Linked DNA regions of Mus musculus: region 1 is linked to region 2. The links are chromatin loops, found by intact Hi-C in ENCODE. Cell type or tissue: left cerebral cortex. All regions are shown on one strand. Each heading gives the region's core, and the rest is flanking DNA. Links, peaks and the distances in the headings are about the cores only. Region 1 holds the start of Auts2 (autism susceptibility candidate 2). Region 2 overlaps Auts2 (autism susceptibility candidate 2).

Region 1 (10,543 bases), core at 882-8,881, 140 kb after region 2:
GATGGTATGAAACTACTCATTCTCACCTGCAGTTACCAAAAGCAATAAGAGAGAGAGAGAGAGAGAGAGAGAGAGAGAGAGAGAGGGAGGGAGGGAGGGAGGGAGGGAGGGAGGGAGGGAGGGAGGGAGAGAGAGAGAGAGAGAGAGAGAGAGACCCATCTATTCTTTGTGACCCTGACTGATACCAAGACATGAAAACGCAAGATACTACTCCTTGTATCTTGAAACATGGGAGACAGAGAATGTGAAAACATAGCTCACACCAGAAGGGGAAAGATGACACATCTTAGAGACTCTCTCTTAAAATCTAAGTCCCCCCCCCCACACACACACACACTTCTAGCTGAAGCAGGTGAACTAACAGGAGACCTACATTCATGGGACAGCTCGATATCATGTATCAGAAGTACTTCTGCCCTAGCCTTCTTTTCCATTTTCAAAAGAGTTTTGAATCTACTTAAATTTTTCAGACTGTCATCAAATAAGATATTGCTATCCTTTTACCAGGTGGTTTTCCTAAATCTACAGCATATGGGGTGTAATCCCAACCCTGGAGTGCAGGGGAAGTGTTGAAGAGATGCTGCCTCTGCGCTTCGACGAAGTGAAACTACATTTAGTGTATTGTAAATATACACCTATTCAGAATGGGGTAAAGTGACTGAAATCCACTCTCAGCACCACTGCACACGCACTTCTAATCAGTACTTGTGCTCACTCTTCTGTTGACCTACATTATTCCACAATAATCCCAACAGTTGTTTTCTGTGCTTAATGACTTTCTAGTCTTAACAATCTCTCAAACTAAATAATCACCATTTATTTTTGACAGTATTTTTAAAAAAATAGCTTTATACACAAGTGTCCCAGAACCTCTATCACAATAAATTACTTTGGGTTTGTTTTTGTGCTGGAAGACTGAACCCAGAGCCTTGCACATGCTAGGCAAGTACTTTACCATTGAGTTACACTCCCATAAAAAAAAAAAAAATGTATTAACCTTTTTCCAAGTAAGTGTTAATGGAACACCTCTCTCAGAACCAACCACTTCTTTAAATCATCTGACTCATTGTATCTTACTCAACATAGCTAAAGCAGTTAATCTCCACAGCTAGCAAGAGCCACAGGGAGGCCTCCTACCAAGGCCTGCAAATTCACCTCACATAAAGACTCCTCCAACTAATCATTGCTTCACAGAGTAAAGCACAGAAGTCCGGTGAGTATGGTAAAAAGGCTTGAGTTCACGCACACAAGCAATCCACACTCTTCCCCCTGCTCCAATCACTCAGAACGTCCTCAGAACCTGGAGTTATGCACTCTTCTCAGAACTGCAATGACGGGACCTGAACCTCCTTCAGCAATCTCACAGGCAAACTTTGCAAGACAGAAAGAAAAACAGTCCAGTCGTGGAGAAAGACTCTGATCCATGCCTTTCTCTAGCTCTGAAACAGCACTGGAAATGCTCTGACCCTCTGTGAATTACCATGCCATGTGCTGCAAGCCAAGAGCCAGCTAACCAGAAACCTTTGTTTTAACACCAATGTCAAATTCCCCTCTCATCCCAACCTTCTTTTCCAGGTTGCTAAAAAGCAGTAATACATAAAACCAGAAGGGTCCGAGGGAAGATAAAAGCATTGGCTGGAGGGCAACTTGGTGGCATCAGAATCGAGCAGCAGCTGTCACACTGAGAAAGAGCTATTAGTGAAAAGGGGTCACCAACACTCACCTCCTGGTGGGGTTAGGAAAAAAAATCAGGAAAACAGTTGACACGAGGCAGAAAAATAAGTGGACATCTCTCTATTAATATTATCACAGACCTCATGTGCCATTCCTGCGGCAGCCTCCCGTACACCAGCCTCCGAAGCTGAGCTTCTACACTCTTCTGTCAGCCCAATCCCCTGACTCTCCGAGATCACCAAAGTCCAAGATCTGGGATGGGTTCTTTGACACCTTAACCCATATTCCCTACTGACTTATGGATACAGTGCTGAGAATTTAAATATTCTGTGGCCAGAGAGATTTAGGAGATAAGGTACACTCTATTTCCTCCTCTGATAATCCAAATTCACATTCAAATAATAAAGACTTTTAATTCTGGCAGAACGAGTCATTCTAAAATGTATTTGAGAACTGATCATTCTGCTGCAGTCCAAAACACAAATGAGGGACCTGGACAAGGCTATGCTCCCTTTCAGCCTGAGAGCATTCGCTATAACTTCAACTCAATCTTTCCACATACAGAGGACTGGGGAAAAGATTGCTTAAGGAGGTGATGTCCCAAGGTGGCTCAATACAACTACTCAGAAAGGCCAAGTCTGGCTGCTGGGTCTCCCGGTCTCCTAAGAACTTCTTTGATAATTCTGTACTCTTTCCTACCAGACTTCCCGGCCCCTAGTCTTAATCGCCCAGTGTCTTCTTGGACTTCTTCCTGTGGTGCCTTCATTATTTCTTCAGAAAGCGCTCCCATTTTTCACTACTATCTTATCCACCAATCACTACATACTTCTAGGGCCCATCTTTTCCAGAAGGACTTCTCAAGGGCTGAGGATGTAATTCAGTTAATAGGCTGCTTTCTTAGCACATACACAAAGCGCCCGCACAGCCAAAATAGAAGATGAGGTCGACACCTATTTTCCCAGCACTCAGAAGGTGGAAGGAGGAAGATCACAAGTTCATGGCCATCCTCCATTACACAGTAAGTTCGAACCCAGCCTACAGTGCATGAGACCATGTCTCAAAACACACACAGCCACACAAAACCTTATCTCACTCTCTCCTCTCTAAAAGTCTACTTAAGTTAACATGACTCAAGTATCTGTTTCAAAATCATTTTGTAGGTATTAGATTTAACTTATCAACGATATTGCATCTTTCCAGACGTTATGAACATTTTAGGCTCCTCAACTCCTAGTGGCTAGTACGTATTAAGCACTGCATACATGTCTGCTGAGTGGCATGAGGCACATCATAAACTTACAAAGTGAACTCTCAAAACTAAATGACTAGCACCTACTAGACCTAAGAAAGAAAAGTGTCAGATTCCGTATAAAAGTCTTAATAGACCACTGATACGAGGGTGAATCCTGAAGCAGAACTAGGCAGCAATGGTCACGGGAAAGCCTGTATTTGATCCTCTACACACAGAAATCAGTCTTCCCCCCACCCCACCCCCACCCCCAGAACACTACAGCACCAACAGACTTATCTGGCAAGTCTACCAGTGTCATCTTTCTTTCCCTGTGGTCAGCTGTACAAAAAGAAACATGCAAGTTAGAAAAGAAGAAGAGTAGGAAAAAATAACTGATTTGCAAAGTCAAATTTTCAGCCAGGAGTAGTATCCTGGCTTCCTAATAGAAACCTAAAGAATGCTGAAAAGCACCTCAGCCGACACACCATGAAGTACATCCTGTTGGTACCAGAGTACCGAAATTCCCATTTACACTCTGAGTGCTAGAAGCCACTTTGTTTGGGTTTATGCCAAGTGGGATAGCCCAGCACTCTGGAGGCTGGAGCAGGGTTTTACTGAATGTGCAGGTCTAGCCTGTGCTACAGAACACCACCCTGCCCACTACCCTCCCAGAAAACTAAAACAGGCAACACATTTAGAACTACTTGCCCTCGTCCTAACATCTAAAGAATACCCAAACACGAACTACTGTTTCTAAATGGCACTTCTGCTTCTCAACTGTGTAATGAGAACACACAGTTCAACTTTAGCCTCCTCACCTACCCTCTTATCTTCTATCATGAGACTCTTGGTAATCACATACTTGAACTTCAGGGCACAATTACTCAAGACAAGTGTCCCTGCAGAATATGCAACTACCTCAGCCAGTTTCACTGCTTATAACATGTGGGAGATGCCAAACTGCCCTCTGAGCGTCCCATCTTCTTATATAAAAAAATCTAACGATTGTAAAGAATAAGCATAAGATTGCAGGCTGCCATTATGCTTATTACCTTTAGCCTAGTATCTGTAAAACCAAAGCTGGTCTGGAAGAATTTATATCAAAATATTCCATTATCACTTAGGAGTTTCTGGAAGGAAGGGAGGAGGGAAGGAGGGAAGGAGGGAAGGAGGGAGGGAGGGAAGGAAGGAAGGAAGGAAGGAAGGAAGGAAGGAAGGAAGGAAGGAAAGAAGTCGCAGCCACCACAAAGTCTCTAAGGACAAAATCTTAGAGTCAGTTTGTCTATTCACGACCTAAGTATGTGATCCCCAAGTCTGCCAGAAATGGCTCTAAACTGGTGTAATTTGTAAGCCTAACTGTCCAAGCCAATACCTATGGCTTCTTGATGATTCATGGTAAAAGTTATTTTCATTTACAAGCACAAGCATGGATTTAGGGTAACTCTTGGTATCTGTGGTAATTCTTAACATAGATATTCTTTTTTTATATAAGTATAGAATAGAGTTTATTCAAGGAATGGGGAGGGGAGTTAAGAGAGTAAGTCAGAGAGTCAGTCCTAGAGGCAGAAAAAGGCAGAGGGAAGGAGAGAGTAGAGAAGCAGGGGCCGGCCATGGCCATGTGGAGTTGGGGGGGGGGGGGGATGGGGAGCAGAGGGGGAGCAAGGGGGCAAGAGGCAAAAGAGAGACAAGAGTGTAAGAGGGTAAGAGCCATACACATGTTCTCAACACACACTTTTATCCAAGCTCAGAGTTGAATTGCCTGCTCCACCTAAGCCTTCACATTTTTCGGTGACGGTTCAGTAAATCTTTCAAATTTAGTGTAGTGAACATCAGAGACTCTCTAACTGTCACTGCAAGCTTAGGTTCAAACCATCCAACATGGACACAGTGTGTTAACAGCCAATATATCTACACTTCGCTCACCACCACTACCCCCACCACCACCACCAAAAAAAAAAAAAAAAAAAAAAAAAAGTAAACATGATTATTTTTATCTTCCAATACATGGTTTTAACAGGTTTATTAGCAGGTTTTTTTCTACAAAATCTGAACTTTCTAAAAAACATAACTCGACAGAATACTAGTGAACTGTTAATTTACTGAGGAGAGATAATGGTACTGTGGGGATTTCTAAAGTCATCTGAATCATTTATATATACTTGAGAGGTTAATGCAGAAATATTTACAGATGTCATCAGAGCAGGTCTGAAAGATGAGAGAGAGCTCAATGAACTACAGAAGGAGCAACATAGGAATTGTAAGTTATGGGCTCTGGGGGTGTTGGGTGCATTGGAGTTTACCCCTACTGTTCCATGTACTTTCTCATACAAAAAAAAAATTTTAATTATACCCTTTATACCAATGCACCATTACATATGTGATATCGTGTGGATACAGAAGTACCATAGCGTTCAGCTAACCAAATCATCCTCAGGTTTTAAATCAAGAAAAGTCTCGGAGAAGTAAGTTGCATCGCAGAAAGAGGTATGGTATTCAAGGTACATCTTGAACTCGGTTGTCTTTAAAGATTATAAATTTTAAGGCTTAAAACAAGACTGGACCAAGAACATTTTCTAGCAAAACAAGTGCAAAATTTTCTTCCATCTCCACCTGAGAAGACATAGATGGCCCCTCTTGCTGACTAAGTGGGGCCACCCAGCAGGGCATGGCAACTACCCAGAGCACAGAACCACTTGTAAGCAGCTTTTTCAAGTCTTTCCTTCACCAACCATAGGCAGCCATACTGAGCCAAAGCCCAGGCAGCATTCTCTCTTAGGAGACATGATGCCACTCCAATGCCCATTTTAAAGCAAGAAAGAGGTCACATTGCAGTACCCATCCACCACTGCAAAGTTCAAAAACACAGTTATAAGCATCCTGACTGGTGACACTCAATACTTGGCACTCAGAGAACCAACTCTAAAATGGATGTTTAAGCCAAATACTAGCATCAAAATCTCTGGTCATCACCAAGGCCAGGATCGCCAGCCTCCCTTCCTTCCTCCCCAACCAGTAGCTACCAGCCACCGGCCACCACCCCCATCCAAAGCACTTTACAGAAATGAACAAGTCTGACAGACAGGAAGACTGCCTTTTTAAAAACACTTAAACTTGACATCCAAACACAGGTCTAGAACCCACAACCTAAACCTGCACAGTCAGTGCACATAAGGCTTATGCTCTCATTAACAAAGCTCAACTTGGCACCCCTGAAACAATAACACAATATCAGCAAAGATAAATAAATAAATTAAATAAATAAATAAATAAATAAATAAATAAAGGGAAGAGAAAAGTTTCTCCACACCATTATGTCAGGTGCCATGAAAGGCTACAAACCAACCATATTTTGGTTTTGTCCTGGATCAACTCAGGAGGCCCTCGGAACCTCCTGTGTATGTGTGGCTGTGTGTGTTGAGGGTGGGGAAAGGGAGGAAGAGGAGGAAAGAAAGCAGTTAAATGTATACACACCAATGACCAATCCCAGCACCAAAGCAAATCTTCCCAGGCAAAGATACTTTTCTGTGACCCTTGGACTGTCTCCCTCCAGCTCCTTCCATCCTACAAACACACACACACACACACACACACACACACACACACACACACCAGGAGCCTCTTAGCAGGCAGGAAAATATGCATTTGAAAAACCAAGGCTGCCTGCAGGTGCCTCAGGAATAAAGACAGACACACAAACACATACACAAAGCCAATCACTTGGGGTGGGGGGCACATACAAAAAAAGGAAAAGAGGGACAACTGGTGACAAGCCCTTCAGCAGCCAGCTAGGATTTTATCTTGCCTCATACCAGCCCTCCCTGGTGTACCTTCTTCTGTCCTTCAACTAAATTGCTCATGTATACACACACACACACACACACACACACACACACACACCAACACAACCCACACGCAAATGTATGTGTGTGGATAATATTGTCATTAACCCTTTCTGCAATATAGCCCCATGCATTATATAAAAAGATATTCCATCCTTTCCTCTTCTCCCCTCCTCCCTCCTTTCTCCCAACAAGGAGAAAACGCCCCCTTCCCCAGCTTCACCAAAAAAAGGGGAGGGGGGAGTATAGAAAAGCCACAAAACCCTAGCAGCCTCTGATCCCCAGGACATCCAGAAAAAGCATATACTAGACAGACTAAAACACACACACACACACACACACACACACACACACACACGCATGGGAACATATGGCTCTGTAGAAAGCACACAGAGAACAGTCCACAGGCGCCCCAAACCCAAGCAAAGACTTCCACCAGCCAAGAAGCCATGATTGGGGAGGGAGAAGAAGAGGAAAGGAGTGGGGGTAGAACCATCCGTGGAGAAGGGGGGCGCATTGTTGTGATGCCTGAACCCCTTTCTTTCCACCCATCTGCTGTGGAGGGAGGTGGGGGTGCAGGAAGGGGGCGCAAGGGAAAGGCAAGCTGGACAAGAACGAAACCAGTAGAAGACCAGACCAGGCATACAGCTTAGCGATTCCCTCCTTGCTGCCAATCTGCCCCCAGCTCCCCCTACATACAACCCCACACCCAACAATAAGACCTCGGCCGAGACTGAGAGCTTCGAGTGCGGCGGGGGAGGCAAGAAAACCGGGGTGCAGCCGAGTGTGGGGGGTGTCATGCATAAAAGGAAACCATGGGGGGAACAGAAAAGGGGGTCCCCCCTTACCTCCAGCGCTTCAAAAGTAACAAAGCTGGTCATGGCAAATCCATCAATGATGTCCTCTTCGGCTGAGGTGGACTCTCTGCGCTTCCTCCGCGGGGGTCTGGGCCGGGACGGGGCGGAGGATGGGGGCTTTCCATTGTCTTCCTTGTCGGAGCCCGACGATGAAGCCAGCGAGGGAGCCCGGGTCCGGCCGGCTCCTATACCACCCGCCGCACCGGTTCCTAACCCGGCCCGGGAGCGTCTCTCCCGGTCTCGCTGTGATCGAGACCTCCGCTTTTTCCGGAGTCCATGTCCCCGCGTCGGGCCATCCATGGTTCTTTTAACCGCGCCGGGGATCTTCCCCGTTCACCTACCCGCGCGCCACAGGCTCGGGCCGCGGCCACACACACACACACACACCCCAAGAAGAAAAAAAAAATTGACACCGAGCCCCCCTTCCTCCTGCACGGGCTTTTCCCTCCCGCCGCGAGGAAGGGCGCGGGGGAGAAAGCGGCTGGGAGAAATAAAAAAAAAAAAAAAAAAAAGAATCCGAAGAAGAACAAGAAGGGAGGGCAGGGGGGAAAAGAGAAAGAAAAAAGGGGGAAGGGGCGGGGAGACGGGGAGGGAGGGACGGGGAAGCGAGAGGGCGAAGTGTGGGGCTCCCCTCTGCACCGAGGGTCGGAGATGCCTGCGAACAGCGCCGAGCAAAGTAATGGCTGAACACACAGGTCTCCTTTACAGAGGAAAGGGGGAAAAAAATAACTCACCAAGCAGGCAATAAATCAGAATAGCGGAATGCTTTGATCAAGAGACTGGGGAAGCCCTCCCCGCGGCCATGCTCTCTCCCCACCACTGAAATCGCCTTGCTTCTCCCTTTCTCTAGAGACCCCCCAAAAAATTTTAAAAAAAAAAAAGCCCGAGGTCCGAAAAGGTCACGGTGAAGTGAGGGGTGGGTGGCAATGAACTTCACCCGCCCCCTCGTGCAGGAAAACACCCCACACCTCCGCCTCTCTCACACACTCGCCTCGCAGAAAAACTCACTCCCGGGCTCCCAGTCTTTTTTTAAGAAATGCATCCAAGGGAAGCCAGGGCTGGAGAGCGAGCTGAGAGGGGCGAGACCCCCCAGAGAGGGGAGCATAACCACGCAATCACAAGCGGAGACAGAGGTTGCCCGAGGAAAGGAGGAAGGGAAGGAGGAGGACGCTGAAGCAGTTGTGGGATTTTTTTTTTTCGGTCTTCAAGGGGGGGAGGAGGAGAAAAAGATGAAAGAAGAGAAGAATTGCAAAGCCTGGCGCGTGCCACCGACCCCCTCCTCACATACACATGCACGCACGCACACACACAAATTGTAGATCTCCCCCCACCCCCAGTTCCAGAGGTCACCCTTCTTCCAAAAAAATTTAAGATAAAATTATAAAGGGGGAGGGGGTGAGTCAGTCAACGAGGAAAGCAAAGAGCAGTCTCCAACCCGAGATACACCGGTGTGGTGGCGCCGCCGCCTCTTCTTCGTCTTCTTCTTCTTCTTCTTCTTTTTCGCGTCGCCCCGCCTGAGGAAGAAGCGCTGCGAGATGCCGCTCGCTCTCTCGCTCACTCGCTCGCTCGCTCTCAGCTAACGCTGCCTCAGCCGCCGCCGCCGGAGCCCGGAGCCCGAGGGTGCACGGCGTGTCCCCGGGCGGCTGCAGCCAGAGCCCGGGCACGGCCTCATCCTCCGCCCGCCTCGCTCACACAGCGCCCGCTCCTCCCCCTCCGGCCGGCCCACCGCCGCCGCCCGCCTCGGCCCAGCCCCGCGCCCGCCCGCTTGCCGTCTCCCTCTCCCTCTCTCTCTCTCTCTCCCCCTCTCTCGCACGCGCGCTCGAGCTCGCTCACCGGCGAGCGCTCTGGAAGACCGCCCTCTTCGCGCCTCGCTCTGCGCGCGCTCCCGAGGACCGCCCTCCTGGCTCTGCACGCGCTCCCGAGAGCTACCCCCTCCCCTCACGCCTCACTCGGCGCGCTCCCGAGGGCCGCCCCCCTTTCCCCCTTCGCGGACTCCCGAGAATCTCTCACGCCTCGTTCTCTCTCCCCCTCCCCAAAACCCCCGGCACCACGGGGCGCGCTCCCGAGGGCCGCCCCTTCCACTCAGGCACCACTAGCTGCGCGCTCCCGAGAGAAGCCCCTCCCCTCGCGCCTCTCCCCCCCCCCCGCTCTCTCCCACGCGCGTCCCCGTCCCCCCTCCTCCCGCGCGCCTCGGGCCGGGCTAGATCACGTGACCCGCCCCCCTCCCCTAGTTGTAGAGTGTGTGGAAAGCAAAAAGGCTGAGGGGCTGGCCACCGCTCCACGAGCCCAGGGCATGCGCGCTGGGGCGGCCGGGCCTGCGCACTTGGGGGCGGAAGGGGTCTCCAGAGGCTGTGGGGGGTGTGTTGGAGGGGTCGGTCACAGGCCGGTGTGGAGTTGAAGTTCGAGGGCTTGGAGGCTGCCCCAACATCCCGCCAAACGCACGGAGGACTCGCGCGCGCACGCGTAGCAGGCACCTTTCTCCGGACACTTGCTCCCGGAGTGCCTTATCTCCTCCACTCCTGAAGCTCTTGCTGGCTCAACTACTCTGAAGTACCTCTAGGTGTTTTGCCCGCGCGCAAGCGCGCGCCCGGTGCAAAAAAAAAAAAAAAATTTTTTTTTTAAATAAAAAGTGCTTGCAGCGCGGGGAAGTGCAAAGTATGGACCCAAAGAGGTTGCACTTTGGGGACAAGAAGAGTAGTCAGTCTAGTGCTGCGTCCAGGCTCATCAAGCAAGAGTTGGAAACTTTCCCCCGACCCCCTACTCTGCGTGGTAGAACACTGAATGCCAGAGTGCCCCTGAACCCAGGCGACCCCCGCCCGGCCAGCACTTTTGGTCTCTCTGTGGGAGACACTTTGAGGAGGCGCTAGCCGCTTTGGAGCAGCCAGACACCGGGAACTTGAACCTGGAGCAAGGGACTGAGTAGCTCGGGGCCGTCCCAGTCT
Region 2 (10,543 bases), core at 905-8,904:
CTCCCTTTAGTACAATGTGCCTGGACAGGGATGGCACCAGCATTTGAGGCCCTGATCACAAATTACTAAAGACATGTTTCTCAATTGTCTAAGGACATAGTGTACCAAGTAAATATATGAGTTCAAAAAGCAGACAGGTATTCAGCCTCAGGGAAATTATCTCTCGTTCTGGAATTCAATTTTTCCATGTACTGAATGGAGAAGGTAGGAACTAACCCTTGTATGTCTTCCCTGCGGAGCCAATAAGCAACTGCTTACAAGGTGTTTACTGACACTCTCTAAGTGTCCTGGCCACCCAGCTAGCAACAGCTTCATGTATACAGGTATCTCCTGTTGTTGTCAACTGGTGGAAAAGCGCGGCACTAAGGTGTCAATCAGGAAGTAACAGGATGTGCATCTAAGTTGGACTGAGTCTATATTAGGATGTGGCCCCACCCCCCACCCCACCCCCGTCACCACTGCTGCCACTGCCACTTCTGCTGACCTCTTAACTAGGAAAGCCAAGAGTCTGACCTCCCTCCTTGTACAACGCAAAAGAACAAACAAGATAAAGAAAAGAACCTCTGCTGTTGAGACGAGTAAAAGGCACCTTTTAAAGGGACCCAGAAAGGTCAGCAAAATCATAGGTCTTTTGTCCTGTCCTGTATCTTTGAGCTTTACTAAAGTCTTAAGAAGCCCTTTATTCACAGTTTCCTGGCATGGTTTCCCTGGAAGGAATGCTGGCCATTCCACCATTGGCAGATTCAGATGTCATTCAGACTCCTTGGAAAGGGAAACCACCTATAGCTTATCATGAATTCCCCTCTTAAAAGCACAGCCTAAGCCAGGAAGTTCAGGGTATAATCCAAAGACCAACCCAAGTGTTAAACAACAGCACAGGCCAGCCAAGCTGGCCACTGGAGTGGGAGCAGGAGCGGGAGCAGCAGGAGCAGCAGGAGCAGCAGGAGCAGCAGGAGCAGCAGGAGCAGCAGGAGCAGCAGGAGCAGCAGCAGCAGCAGCAGCAGCAGCAGGAGGATGTGCTGTCAACTTTGCTCATATGCTAGCTCCCTCAGATATCTTCAGATCAATATATCTTTCTACAGAGTTGGGCCGTATTTGGTAGCAGACCATTCTTGTATGTCCAGTATTGGACCATGCCAACATCTCAGTACCTGGCTATTTCTCAGCTTTTAAAACCAGTTCAAATACTGCCTCAAAGACTAGGTGAAGCCTTTCTCTGATAAGGGAAAGGCTGATCTAGTTGTCCTCTGACATCAGCATTCTTGCTCTGACACCGTGCACCCAACCCCAACATGAAATAATTAATAAAATGTAAAAGCAATTTTTTAAATAACACAATGCAAAAACTATAAAGCCCACAAAACTGCAAGAACAGATAAATAGTAGAAATCGCATGTGTATTTCTCACACCTTTCTCCATATAAGTCAAAGGGATTTCATCTAGGTTCAAGAAAGGAAGCATAACAGAAAATTAACAAAACCTTGCCCAGATTCTTACCAACAGATAAAACACCATGCAGAGACTTGGCTCTCCAGATAAACAGTAAAGGAAGTAAAATCATAGATAGCTTACCAGTCAGCAAGCCTCAAAGGAAGGAGCACTCACGATAATACCTCCAGCGGTCCACCAAACACACTTTTCTGCAAACCTGTTGCAACAAGAAAACCTCACTCCCAGTGGATTGTGTTCCTTGGCATCCTAAGAGTGAGAGAACTTTGTGTGGTTTACACTCAGAGCCCCAGGACTTAACCTAGTGTTATACTCTCAGCAGACTGTGACAAGGCATCTGCTGAGTGAGAGAGAAGGAAGCAGAGAAGAAAAGAAACCAAGGTAGAAGGAGGGAGAAAGTGGGGATTCATGAAGTGCTTTTTCAGAGAGTCTTTGTACAAACTGGTAAATCCAGGATACATCTTTTTCCGAAAACGGAAACAGCAAGAGCAAACCTAGCTAGTCGTTATTCAACCATCCAGCAATGCATACAGGCTCTGCATCCTAAACAAATAACAAATAGCCAAACCCCCACCCCCCAAAAATGTCTCTCAAGGTTGAGGGATATGGCTCCATTGGTTGACTGCTTGTAAACCCAACATTCTTAGACCTAGAGGCAGGGGAACTGAAACCCAAGGCAAACCTTGGCTAAAGAGTGAATGACTTTGAGGCTATCCTGGGCTACATGAGAACCATCTCAAAAAGAGATAGAAAGTTGTGGTGCCCCTAAATATATGAAATGTCCCCTTTTCTAAACAGCATTTGCACAATGCTTACAAATGTTGTCTTGTAAGTAATCTAGAGTTTATTCAAAGTGAACAGGATGACATAAGGAAGTCTTACATCATAATGGATTTTCCCATTCACAGGAAGGTCTGATATAAATGTTTCATTGATATAAATGGTAAAAGTATGTTTGTTCACTCACTTGACAGGCTAATTTATATATTTAGCATGTCAGAATGTTAGAGGCACAGGTAAGAAGACCCAGTAAGAGGAGAATGCATGGTGATTATTGGCTCAACCTCACCATACTCAAAGTAGTCATTACGAGAAAGCAGGCTCGGCAGAAGGCTACCATTTTGTTGTTGTTTGGTTTGGGCTATTACATTTTTGAGACAGGGTCTCAAATATCAAGTCTCACGTATCTGAGGCTCAAGACTTGCCTTGAATGTCTAACCCTCCTGTATCTGCCTCCCAAGTCCTAGGATCCCAGGTATACATCCCCCACACGTAGTTCATGTGTGCTAATGAATGAACACAGCGTTCCATGCATGCATGCCAGGAAAGCACTCTACCAACTCACCTATATTCCCAGCCAAGACCTATATTTTTATTAGTATTATTCAAAGCTAAGAAATCAAATAGGATGGCAAAAACATGAAAGAGATGGTAAAGGTGAAAACATCGGAGCTTCCTGGTCTGGAAGAGGAAGCAGATTTCATTAGTGGCTTCAAATACACAAAAGGCTTTCATGAGGTAATCCTCTGTGTTTCTACAGCTCTCCTTTCTGCGCGAGGTTTAGGCATTTCCTTCTATTGACTTCAGAGATGCCTTCCTCAAGTCAGAAGTGAATGCCAATATTTTGCCTGCTGCTACATAAGCAAGGGCTTAGCATTCCTAAAACACACAAATAGTGGTTTCCTCCTTCTGAGACTTTAACAGGCTGTCTGTAGGCATTTCTTTCCCACCCTATAATTTTTTCTCTGCCTTTGTTAGAACTGTAAGCACATCTGCAAAAGACTAAACATGACACTGTAAATGACTGTCACTTCTTTCTTCTGGGTATTTGGCAGCCTGACTGCAGAAGCCGGATGGCACCCCAGCCTGTCACACAAGGTATCAATTGTGTGGGCAGCCACTTAGCCATCCATACCTACCCATCATGCACTCACTATGCCAGCTTTACTTATCTCTACTCTGTGACTGCTAGGGAGAAAGCACAAGATAGCTGGGGACTGGCAAAACCAGGGTGTGTGTTTGTGGGACAGAAAAATACCAAGAAAGCACTATGACATCTAGGAATCACCATGTCTAACAGGTAGCATCATAAACATTTATAGTGAAGTACCTTGCCAGTATGTTGGCCATCACTATCCCTCCCAATGGTAGCTCACATAAATGAGTGCTTTGCCTGTATAGATGTCTGTGTATCATTTGTGGTTTCCAATCGTTTTATATCCCCTGTGAAAAAGATCATCCAACCCCCAAAGGGTCTCATTAAGAACCATTGATTTATCAGAAGTATAATTATTAATAAACAGGAATATCCAAAAAACAGGGAATAGGAGCCCAATGCCATTTGCAAGGGTTTCCTACAGCTATCCTCACCAGTAAGTTATTCTTGGTGACACCCCAGGTCATCCCAGGACAAAAAAAAAAACCATCAAACTCATAAAATTAAACAACAACAACAAAGTAGGAGAGAAGGAGAAGGAGGAAGAGGAGGAGGAAGAAGAGGAGGAAGAGGAGAAGGAGGAAGAGGAAGAGGAGAAGGAGGAAGAGGAGGAGGAGGAAGAAGAGGAGGAAGAGGAAAAGGAGGAAGAGGAAGAAGAGGAGGAGGAAGAGGAGGAGGAAGAGGAGGAAGAAGAGGAGGAAGAGGAAAAGGAGGAAGAGGAAGAAGAGGAGGAGGAAGAGGAGGAGGAAGAGGAGGAAGAAGAGGGGGAAGAGGGGGAAGAGGAGGAAGAGGAGAAGGAGAAGGAGAAGCAGAAGCAGCAGCAGCAGCAGCAGCCGCCGCCGCCACATGAAAGAGCTTTATATCTTAACTTCAGCAACTAAATGGTAGAAGAAAAAAATGTTTGGTAAGATCTTTCTCAGAACTCATGCTCCATGCTTAGGGGAAATACTGAGATTTTGGTGAAGGTGGCTTCTTTTCACTGGGCTATGCTACAAAATCAGGTGGGTATCCCCAGGATGCCATCCTAGATGCCTGCATAGATGATGTAGTAACCATGTTTCATGCCATCTTAGCCTCAGTGGGGCAGGAATACCCACTTCCTTGACAGTTTTCCGAATTCACAACTAGAAAGAGTGGTTTAGTAAAATGCTGCACAGGTACCAGCAGCTCCAAGCCTCACCTCAGCCTGATGTCCCCCAAACCACTTGATGTGTGACCCTGCCACTTCACTTAACCTCCCTTGGTCTTTAATCCCTCGGCTGAAGAACTAATTGTCTTCCCTTGTCTCAGGAGGAACGCTGAAAGAGATCACTATTAATAGACCAGTCCTTTCAATGTTAAATGCAAAATATCTACAGTGGGCTGTGTTCTGAGGGTCACGGGGTGTTTTCATGGGAAGAGAAAAGGCCGGGGCTGAATAATCACATCTGAATACTGACCCTACAACTGACCCTGTTCAAGGGCCTCCAATAAGATACTATCCATTGAACCTCTGTTTCTGTCTGCAAAATGGTGAGGCAGGCTGCCTTCCCCTCCCTGTAGTTCTGAGGGGTGGAAGAGCTAATATATGCAGGAAAGTTAAAAGTCCCTGGCACAAAGCAGGCACTCTCTGTCAGGTCGCTTCACACATGCAAAAGTTCTTGCAGCTTCTCCCTGACACCTTCAATGGCAGTGACCTAGAAAAGCCCACACAACCTCCCACCTGAAATCTCCTGATATTGCTGTTCAAGGCTCCTCCCAGCTCCAATTCCAGCCTCTGCCTTGTCTAGAACTATTCTTGCTACTTCACATCCTTCACGAATCCCTACCTTCTACTCGGCTAGAACCAAAAGCCTCACAGAGACAGCAGCTCTGGCAGACTTCATTTCTTCCCTCCCCAGCTGCTCAGAGACACGTGTCATCTCCACTCCTTTACTGTAAGTGCTCTCCACACAGCACTGAGGTCACGACAGGGAAAGGCAGGGACAACAGGCCTGCCTGACCTTCTGCAGCACCTTCTCCAGTTTAATTACCCATGGCGTCAAAGGGGGAGGGGAGAAAAGGTACTCTACTCAGAGCTACACAATAGGCAGGCAGGTCCAGAACCGGTCTCCCAAAAGGTCACTGAGAAAGATCGTCACAACTGGAACAAACGTAAACAGGGCTCTGTGACTCTGCCACAGAAAAATCAACCTGTGATGGAAAAAGGCCCAAAATACAATGGTGTTCACCACCTGTTCAGTAGCCTGCAGGTCTGAGAGCTTGAGTTCAGCCAAACCAGAGCCAGCTCCTCTCACCTACGTAGTATGAGCTCCCCCAGCTGTAGAATGGAGACAGACCTTCCTGGAATTAAAGATAATTTTCCTAAGTACCTTCTAGCAAAACAACAGAACTGACTAGATGCAAACTACAATTCACTCATGATATTAATGACAACACAATGAAGCCCAAGCTATCAGCATTTTCATTCCATAGACAAGGAGACCGTGGAAGGACTGGTAAAATTCTAGCAGCCAAAAGAGAAGAACCAAGTTCTCTGCTGAGACCCTGAGTCTCCCGGGTCCCAAATGGTCAGTGAAGAAAATAACTGTCACTGAACCTCGCCAGAACTAAGCGTCTTCTGGACTCACTCTTCTCTTCCCCTCGACGGAGTACAAGAAGCCTGGCTAACAACAATCCTGAACTTGCTGCCTCAGGTGGGAAAATTTCCATGTGACGCATCTCCAGTTGCGCCCAGGCACATACGCCGTAAGAAGCCAGGTGAACTGTGCAAGGAAGAGGAAGGAGATCCCCTTTCGGCACCTCTCCTGAGCCAGGCCCTTCACACTGCTCTGGAAGTCATCCAACTTATGTTTCCCAACTGTGAGGAAGCTGCTGCCCTCCCCGACTTATAATTATAAAAGCCTAGAGAGTCCGAGAAGCAGAGTAACTTGGCCTTGGCTGCTCAGTAGCGCCTGTATCTAAAACCCTGCAATGTGTTTCTACATTCTGTTGATTCCAAGCAACACAGGGAACTTGGTCAGGAAGCTGAGCTTACTATGAGAAAGATATACCAAAGACACAACATTACAAGGTTATACTATCACCTAAAACATAAAGAGCAGAGACTCAATGCTCACTGACAATCTGAGAAATCCCTACTTCTTCTCTGGTTCCCCTTCAGCTCCTCCAGTGTTAAGGCCTTCAAAAATGTGTATCAGTCTCTTACCTCCTTTCTCAATGAGAAAGAATGCCTTCCACTTAAAAGTCATATTTTTCCATAAGTGATCTGAAGGACAACCCGAGAGCAAGAGAACTCATGAAATTGACAGTTTTCCATTTTCTCAGAGATTAATTCACTCAAGAGTCAACCACAGTGTCACGATTTCAAAAACCATTCATTTTTTAACCCAACAATTATCCAGATCAAAATAAGTCTCACACCAGACTCTGACCTTAAATACTGAGCGCAAGAAGCATTGATTAAAAGCCTTAACTTATCCTTTTATTGGCAAACACATTCAGGGGCAGTAATTCATGGCATCTGATTCAGAAATTAGATACAGCGTTAACTGCAGATTGATTAGTGCTTACTATAAAAAGAAAAAGAAGAAAAAGACTAATACTGGTATTATTCCAGGCTCAGTCAGTGACAGCCCTGGCTTGTACCCCATGACAAAGGGCTCAGAGACACTAGTCCCATCTGTACAACAGGAACCTGGGCAAGCCAAGGCTGTGTTCTGACAAGTGCTGCCTCCTCCCAGTGGGAGAATGCACACCCCTACAGACACCGGGAGCCCATCCTAACATGCTCTCTACCCCAGAAGTCCACATCACCACTCTTAACAGAAAATACCACTTCAAGGAAAGAACACCAGATCACCTGAACTCAAAGGAAGCGCTCCAGAGCAGCACGAGGCACTGAGCTCTCAGGGGGTGAAATTTTACATCACTAGCAAGAGTAAGGTTAGATAGAATAAGGAAAATAGCACCTAGGGTGACCATAATGGTTGAAAAATATTTATTCAGTGTACTTGATGCCCCATGCCCTCAGGCTCTATTTGCAAGAGTCTAACCAAACAAAGATTTTGGAAAACTCTACAAACAATAACCCGTGACTCCACTAGACTTATGGTAACTATTTTCTTATCATTATTCCCTAAACAATGTACTGTAACAGCTGTCCACTTGCCATTTACATTCTATTGGGTATTGTAAGTGATCTGACGGCAATTTAAAGCACTCCAAAAGCTCGGTATAGGTTACACGCATGCACCAGGCTGCTTTATGCAAAGAAACTGAATGTCCTTAATATATGGTATTCATGGGGTGATAATGGGATCCTGAATCTGATGCCCAAGGGACACCTGAATGTGAGAAGAGCTTTATGATAATTGAATAATACATCTAATTCCTCCAGCTCCATGAGGAGAAAAAAAAAAAAAACCACTATGTTTACAAATGTCCAAGACACAAACTGAAAGTATCTTAGGAAGACTGAGTCAAATCCAGGAATCTACCCCTTGTGATAGAGACAGGATTTGAACTGAAGAAATTTGGGTTTCAGACTATTACAATCTTAAATATTACACTGAACTTCCTATGATTTCCTCTGGCAATGCATTTGCAGGTGCACATCTCTTCCTATGCAACCAAAGAAGTGTACATGCTAAGAAACAGTCCTGCAGGCTCTACCTTACAGCCAAGGCCTGAAGCCTAGGCTACAGATTCATCTTTTTGTCCATCTTTCCTTCATTCACCCATGAACTCTCCCTTTTTTCCCCTTCCATAATCCTACAAAATACCATGAGTGGCAGTTTTCTTAAAGGACAGTGCAGGGGCTGGAAAAGTGGTTCAGTGGTAAAGAGTACTTGCTCTTGCAGAAGATCTAGGTTCCATTCCATTAGGCTTGCTGCCTAAGCGTATCGATGCAATACCCCATAGGACACACTGTCAAGTGTGTCATAGTGCTTCATGAATAGGCCTAGAAACTGGTTTGAGACCCCAGGACAAGGGTGGGTCTGAGGTGCATATTTTACATATCAAAGCAGAAGTGACCTCCAGGTCCTCCCATCATCCCTCAGTTCTGCCTCTAACCCTGAACTTTCCAGCTCAGGGGCTGAACTCCCTATATAATCCAGACATTTTGTGTGTGTGTATCTCTGTCTCTCTCTTCCTCTCCCTCTCCCTCTCTTTCTCTTTCTCTCTCCCCCCACGACAACTTCCCTAGTCTCCCATGAACTGTGTGACCTCTGGCAAATAAGTACTAGAATTCTTTAAAACCCTGTTGTCTCTGGTCTGTAAAGTTTGAGATTAAAAACCCACCTTTCTTCCTGTGGTATCTAATGAAATCACGATGCTGGAAGGATGGCTTGTTAGTGTCCTACTGGCCTTCTCACTTGGGTTACTGCTTTGTCCCTCCTCAAGCTAATAATCTCCACAAGAATGAGTTCCATCTCTAGTTATATCACCCAGGCTTAAATTTGAGTCTTATCAACATCAAAATAGGGGATGGGGTCAGGGTTAAATGTAACAAAGAGTGCTCAAAGATTGTTCCAATCTAATGAAACGGTACGGGGTATTCCCAGGATTCCTTGTGAATGCCTCTATCCCTGGGATCTACATTCTAGATATTTCTCAGGCTGTCGGTTCCACCAGCCCCTGCAGCCGGATTCACAGAGTCACATGGAGCCCCCTTTCCTCCTGCAGCTCCACGGCCTCCTCCTTTCCTGCCTGCAATGCCAGGGTGGTTTTTAAAACAAATGAGAATGGCACTCAAGAGGCAAAATGAATTCACTTAGCTCTGCGCTACCCTCTCCCTTGCTGTTATTTATTTTTGTGTATTTCACTAGAAGCAACATTTGTCAACATGGCAGCAGAGAAGCCGCAAGCCAGGGAGAACTGTTTTTTTGTATAAAACAAATAACTTAAGCCGTACAGGAGCGGTTTTGAATAAAGCTGCCATATGAAAGGCCAAACTGGTGAGCTCCTGCGCTGTCTTCAGCAGCTGCTTTAGCACCCAAAGAAGCAAATGTGGCGGAGCAGGGAAGGCTCAGACGGCTATTTACATGAACAGCTGAAATACAACCGCATGGTCCAGCAACAGTCAAAGCAAGACAGGAAAGGGTGGAAGGCAAGGCCTACAAGAAGTGAGATGGGAATCTGCATATAATAAGTAATGGGACATTTTTCTTTAGAAGGTGATGAAAACATCTTAAAATTGACCATGGTGGTATGTGTCCTGCTCTGTCAATAATACTAACAGCCACAGATCTATATACTTTATGTGGGTGAATTCAATTCATGAAGTTAAAATTTTAAAGGCTTTAAAGATGAGAGGAAGAGTCACAGAAATATGCTCTCTAAATAGAACTGTATACTGATTGGTATACTGAATATGTTATACTATACATATATATACTAAAATGCATATTCATTGACATTTGTTCATTTATGTATTTATTTTGGGGAAAGTGTCTCCCTATGAAGTCCAGGCTGGGCCTGGAAGTACTGTGAAACCTCAGCTAGCCTTGAACTTAAGATAATCCTCCTGCCTCATTCAGAGGTATCACATATCCATGCAAGCAAAAGGGAAGCTTCAGAAAGACTGAGACTAGTTCATCAGTACATTATCAAAGCCAAGAGCTGGGCCATGAATCTAACACCTTTCTGTTATACAGCATTCAATGAGTGAGTCACTGGGAGAACTTGTCACTCCTGAATAACCTAGATAAGATAGTACATGTCATTTAAAACTGGCATGAAGTTAAAATGTTATATTTAAAATCATGATTCTGTACAATAACTAAAAACAATTATTTTTTTTAAGTTCATGTATAGACTGGTCGTTACTTTTATCCTTTCATTACCAGTAGCACTCCTGGCAAGACATCTTCTAAACCCATACAGAATACTCAAAATTCCATTTATTCTGGAAAAATGGCATGCGCCATGCAAACTGCAAGATTACTTTTTCTAAACCCACACAAATATTACTTCTTCCCTGGAATGTAATTTCTAATTTACAGCTCCAAAATATAATCTATATTTGGATTTGCATAAAACTCAACAGACCTGCAGCAAGATATTAAATTTTGAATTTGCATGCAAGAATGGTCATGTAATATTAGTCTAGCCAGGGAGATCGTGTCTGTAAACTTGAGAGCTTGCGGATGTAATGAGAAGAAAAATTGTACACT

Evidence for each region. Hi-C counts contacts between places; a loop is a spot of excess contacts. Peaks named below come from ENCODE experiments on the same cell type or tissue, not always from the same donor. Only the 100,000 strongest peaks of a DNase experiment are listed, where the experiment ranks them.
Region 1: a loop joins it to region 2, with 2.6 times the contacts of the local background. A loop is called at or near these places in 4 of 42 quality-filtered maps.

What each region holds. Positions count from the first base shown.
Region 1 is chr5:132,533,923-132,544,465 of GRCm38, forward strand. It overlaps Auts2 (autism susceptibility candidate 2), which reads right to left and starts at 9,298. Exons shown (of 20, transcript NM_001363480.1): 1 at 7,593-9,298. The coding sequence starts at 7,901. In left cerebral cortex, for the core only: no CTCF peak of the experiment used is centred there; DNase peaks (open chromatin) are centred at 5,632, 6,621, 7,223, 7,756 and 2 more places; H3K4me3 peaks cover 2,712 bases; H3K27ac peaks cover 1,724 bases.
Region 2 is chr5:132,394,565-132,405,107 of GRCm38, forward strand. All of the region lies in intron 1 of Auts2 (autism susceptibility candidate 2), which reads right to left. Among named protein-coding and RNA genes, the nearest start is that of Auts2, 140 kb to the right of the region's middle. In left cerebral cortex, for the core only: no CTCF peak of the experiment used is centred there; a DNase peak (open chromatin) is centred at 5,095.